Regions from separate parts of the Homo sapiens genome. Here region 2 is linked to region 1. Evidence: chromatin loops called from intact Hi-C (ENCODE). Cell type or tissue: chondrocyte. All regions are shown on one strand. Links, peaks and the distances in the headings refer to the core of each region. The heading gives the core; the rest is flanking DNA.

Region 1 (2,818 bases), core at 288-2,787:
CCAATGTTTATAGCAACATTATTCACAGTAGCCAAAAGGTGGAAACAACCCAAACGTCCATGGCTGTATGCATGGATAAACGAAATGTGGACTATACGTAACAATGGAATATTAGTAGCCTTAAAAAGGAATGAAATTCTGATACATAATATAATATGAATGAACCTTAAAGATATTATGCTCAATAAGCAAAAAAAAAAAAAAAGGGACAAATATGATTCCACTTATATGAGGTACCTAGAATAGTCTAATTAATCGAGACAGAAAGTAGAATTGTGGTAACCAGGGGCTGAGGGGAGGGGCAAGTCAGGAGTTATTGTTTAGTGAGCATAGAATTTTGGTTCAGTGATGGAAAAGGTGTGGAGTTGGACAGTGGTTATGGTTGCACAACAATGTGAATGAATTGAATACCACTGAACTGTCCACTTCAAAATGGTTAAAATGGTAAATTTTATGTTACGTATATTTCACCACAATCAAAACACAGATAAAACTTGCATTCCCAATGAATACAGGCAATCTTTTTGTTTATATTGTTGCTGGTGTTTTTCAGTTATTATGATTAAAATATTCCTGTCCTATGCTCAAATTCTCTTCTTGCTTGAGCAATGGAAGACGTATTTTCTATGGAAGTGACTCTATTGAGCGTTCCCAAACTCTGTCATGAGGTTATCCCACCTGAGATGGACACAGGGGGTGGCCTGGGAAAGGACTGTGACCACTGAGAGACGATAACGAGCCACAGGAAGGAAATAGGAGTCGCTTCTGATCACTTTCGCCCGCCTCTCTTACTCCTGGGTGCACTTCGGGATCACCTCAAGACTCAAAAAAAAAAAAAAAAAACAAAAAAAACCCGCAACCACACAAATACCAGGCCTCACCCTCAGAGACTATATGGTCTCTTTGCTCCTAGGTGGAGCTCAAGTGTGGGTGTTTTTTCAAAGCCCCTTGCCATTTTGATGCGAAGCCATGGGGAGACCCGCTGAATTAGACCCTCCTCAGAGAGCTCTGGAGTATACAGCTCGGCATCCCCCTTTACACCTCCACCATTAAATAATGGCAATGTTGTCTCAGAAGCGAGAAGCTTTAAATCTTAATTTTGATAATCCTTACACTAGAAAAGGAAAACATGTTAAAATTCATGAATTCAGCAAACATTTGTTCAAGCTATTACCATCAGAGACTGTGCCCGGCCTGGAGATGCAGGCAGACCCGAGCGCCCTCCTAGTGTACTCCCGGGCTAGCAAGGCGGCCAGGGGCAGGGAGGACACTGACATGAGCGCCACCTTGTGGAAATATTCATAACTGCATAAGCCAAGGATTCTAGGGGAAAAGGTAGAAAGGGGCATCCACGTGTGATGGAAAATCAGGAAAAACTTCCCAGAAAAAGCGATTCCTGCCTCATCAATGAGTCTGGAAGAGTAACTGGAAATTAGCTAGGCAAACGTGAGAAGAAAAGTGACATTGCATATCCTAGGCTGGAGGGCAGTGTGTGCCACTCTTGGTTTAATCAGGCCCATCAGCTTAGGGCAATGCCGACTGACCACAGCGGTTGGCCTGAGGGATTTAAAATTGAGGTGAACTGATGTGCAGAGTGTTTGGGGTCAGGGTGATTACAGCTGCTCAGGGAGCCCAGGAAGAATGCCTGCAAGGCTTAACTTCTGAAGCCAGTGCAGAAAAATGTGTAGTAGTCACAGCAAACAACCTGCATGCCAAAGAGAGAAGTGGTCTGCACCCCGGCCCCCACGTTAGCAGTGCAGGGCAACAACCCTTAATCCTAACTATTTACATGAGTAAAATAAATAATACCTATTTAACAGATTCTAGATGAAAACTATTACCTACAGATGCTCTCCTAGGGACTCTTAGGAAAGTCGAGGTGGTGAAAAAGGACATTTGCCCCCTTGTGACTTGATTAGAAAGCATGAGAATCATTCTTTTAAATCCTTCCCTATGTGCCATCAGGAATTTGCATATTGAATACTTGTCTCGTGGTCTACATAGACTCACCTACAGGGGCAAGCGGCACTCACATGGCACCAAATGCCTTGCAAATCTCAATGTTACAAATGGCATTTTCTTCTGAAAGCTCAAGTGCTGTTTGTTTAGATTTTCAGCTGGGAAATTTTAACAATGAACACGTATCTGCTCCTAAACAACTCTTTAATGATCTTTTTTGGCTTCGATTTTCTCCTGTTGATCACTCTCTTTTGGGGGTATTTAATCTAAAGTAAGGGCTAGCGTTTATCTCAGCATGCCATCCTGCATGCTGAGCCAATTCATTGAATGATAATGAGCACAGGTCCACCCGCCAGAAGAGAAATGAAGTTCATCATGAGCCCACAGCGGAGTTCAAATGTTCTTAAATACTACCGTTAAGAGTGATCTCACAAAGCTACAAGTGGGTGCAGATTCAAATATTCACAGAACAGCAGGAACTTCTGTATGTATTCGTTTTACTTCAACCTCAACACAACCCAGAAAGCTGGTGCAATGATCCCTAATCTACAGGTATTAGGAAGAAGCAATGATCCCTAATCTACAGGTATTAGGAAGAAACAGATATTCCCCTAGATCTTCAGGCTGCACAGCCTGTATGTGTCAGAGCAGGACCCAAGGATGAGTGATTCTTCCACCCTACAGCTACCTGCATGGACCTCACCACTGTGATAATCAAACAAAACACTGACCTAATTCATCAAAATAAATGTGTGAGCCAGCTGAACCCAAAGGCACAGTCTTGTTTCTTGGTTAAGAGTGACATTCACCAAGTGTCTACAATGTTCTACTCCTGGCTGCTTTGCACGTGATGTCTGAT
Region 2 (2,818 bases), core at 298-2,797, 340 kb before region 1:
ACATATAATTACTTTATTCACAAAATAGAATATATAGGTTCACAGCAAACAAATAAGTTAAATAAAACAGGAAAACATAGAACAAAGAAAAAGAGTACTTAACCAATATGCTATTCTCAAGTGTTTTAAAACAATCAAAAGTGATCATTTCTTTTTTATATTTTATTATTCTAAAGCTACAGTCTTGGATGCCCTGGTTTGATTATTGCTTCAGTTTCTTCTGAACAGCGAATTTTCCGTTCTTTTGGAAAAGCCTAAAATTACTTGTCTAAATCAAAATCCAGCCATTTGCCCTTTTGCCTTTTTTATTTAAGCAAAGCCTCTTCTGTGGGTCTTCCTTTTGAAACAGTCTTTTTCTATGCAACATATCATTAGTTAATAGCTTTCCTTTTATTGAAAGCTGTTCATTATTTTAAAATGAAGAAAGCTTTTTAAAAGCCTAAAATAATTTGTGTGTTTTGTAAAACAATTGAGAAATACTGTATTTTTTATAAAAATCATAAATGTATTGGGTGAGAAATTACCTTTTTTGTGAACACAATAGATCTGGTAAAGGGTTACAGAAATGTTACTTTTAAAGGGAAATTATCTATTTTGATTAAGGAATTACAATTATAAACATTCATTAAATTTTTATAGCAACTTTTGACAAAACCTGTGGTATTCTACAGATTGCTAACAGAATATGTAAATAATTTGCAGGTGGCATACAAGCATCTCAGCATTGGATAGCAGGGAAAAGAAAGATGAAGGAGCTAGAGCAATGTGGAAAGTAAAATAAATGTATAATATATAGACATTAGATGACAGCAGTGTTGAAGTAGTCAAGATTATATTACTAAAGCAGAGAGAGGAATCATGGCCACTCTGACATTCCATAATGAGGGCTCAAAATAGCCAAAAAAGAGTCTATTCATTGTTGGAATTTCAAAAACAATATATCCTTATTTTAAGATCTTCCTAAAAATACCTGCTTAGAGTCTTTTTACCAGCTGTTGAATTCTGACAAATAAAGTATAGAAATTAAATAAAGGTCCTGCTGTCCTACTGTGGCACAAAGGACTCTTTGTATCCAGGAGGTTACAAAGGGATTTAATCTTAGGTATCACTTTTGATATGTAAATAATATGTATATTTTGTTTCTGAAAGTGCGGGAAAGAACCAGCATCAGCTAACATTATTTTAGGAAGAAAATTCATTCAAATTTATTTAAAATGAGTAAAAATAAGAATAGTTTAATATTGTTAAGAATATGTTTTAAAAGTACAGAGTTTTCTTAGCTTCAGCACTATTGATATTCTGGGCTGGAGAATTCTTTGTTTTCAGGGGTTGTCTTGAACATTGTAGCATGTTTAGCAGTATCTCTGGCCTCTGCCCACTAGATGCCAGTAGCACATACACTTTTCCACCTTCAGCAGTGATGACCAAAAATATCTTCAGATGCTGCAGAATATTCCTTGGAGCAGAAAATCACCAGTTTAGAACCACTGCTTTAGCCAGTTCCAGAAAGTAAACACAAAATGACTCAAAGTGAATTGCATTAAAACTCTGAAGTTTTAGAACAAATGAGTAGCCAGAAGAATTGGAAAGACTTTAGACTATGAAGATGAAAGTTTCAATTAAGGTGTTCATATATCAATCATGTTATTATATAGTCCAGAGCAATATGGAAGATTTAATCTTTTTCTTGGTAAAAAGTAACAACATACTTACAGATTTTTCTGGTTAAACCATGTCATCCTATAAATAGGGAAATCTTGTCACTTTCCCAAATTAAAGGTAACCGTTCAACAAATAATTAGCCACTTGAGGGGCTCAGTGAAGTATTCACCCACGGACTAGTTAACTACGTTGTCTTTGAGAAGCTAGAATCAAGGTAGGTGTAGAAAAGATAAACCTAGAATATTAGCTCCCAAAATAGACTTCAGACATTTTTGTTGGCTGTACTTCAACTCAGATGAAGTACTGCTGTAATTCCTACCAGCACTGCTCCTCTGGAGCTTGCTGTGCTTCACTTTGAGTTTCTGCCTTCTGTAGCCAACACTGGTAGACAAGAAATTGAAGCCAAAAGGTTCAAAAAGGGCCATAATATATTTAACTAACTTGGTTCTTGGCTAATATAAAAAGCAAACCTTCTGTGCAAAAGCACAATATCAGTATTAATACACTTTTTTTAAATAACTAGAAAACTGGTTACCAAGTTTAAAATGCATTTTTAAAGTACAGTACTGTCGTAAGAATCACATTTAGAAGTGTAACAACATAGTGTATTTAATCAGTATCAGAATTTTTAAATTTATTTTATCATCATGGAATCTGAGAGTGAAAGGGTATCTTTGAAATCCTCTGACTAATCTTTACTGATTTTGCCTGCTTCCACTGAGCTGCGTGAACATGAGGAGCCATAGACACCCTGCAGGGATCTCAGTCTAAAGCAGTAATTCCAAACCTTAGTGTTGTTTCTCTAGAGAAGTACATCAGAATCTCTGTAAAGAGCTATTTTGAAAAATGTCTTTAATATAATTTTATGAAGAAATATATAATGCCTTTTATTCTTACAAATATAGAAATCTTTTAAAAATCTTAATCAGTGGGAAATTTGTGAGGAAGTTTTAATGATCATGTAATCTGGCAAATACATAATTCATTCACAGACCACACATCTGGAGGTGACAGGTAATATTGTTTATGCCTGAGTGGTATAATGTGTACTGCTGTTCCTAATACATAACAACCCAAAAGAAAAAAATGGACAAAAGAGAAAAGAGGCAGTTAGCTACCAAAAAATAAAATTAAAAATTAAAAAATATATATATAT

Evidence for each region. Hi-C counts contacts between places; a loop is a spot of excess contacts. Peaks named below come from ENCODE experiments on the same cell type or tissue, not always from the same donor. Only the 100,000 strongest peaks of a DNase experiment are listed, where the experiment ranks them.
Region 2: a loop joins it to region 1, with 8 times the contacts of the local background. A loop is called at or near these places in 35 of 110 quality-filtered maps.

Annotation. Positions count from the first base shown.
Region 1 is chr6:70,883,271-70,886,088 of GRCh38, forward strand. The region is part of intron 2 of B3GAT2 (beta-1,3-glucuronyltransferase 2); the gene reads right to left. Among named protein-coding and RNA genes, the nearest start is that of B3GAT2, 72 kb to the right of the region's middle. In chondrocyte, for the core only: CTCF peaks have their summits at 1,292 (motif pointing left) and 1,507; no DNase peak of the experiment used is centred there.
Region 2 is chr6:70,546,133-70,548,950 of GRCh38, forward strand. The region is part of intron 20 of FAM135A (family with sequence similarity 135 member A); the gene reads left to right. Among named protein-coding and RNA genes, the nearest start is that of SDHAF4, 19 kb to the right of the region's middle. In chondrocyte, for the core only: CTCF peaks have their summits at 1,370 (motif pointing right) and 1,571; no DNase peak of the experiment used is centred there.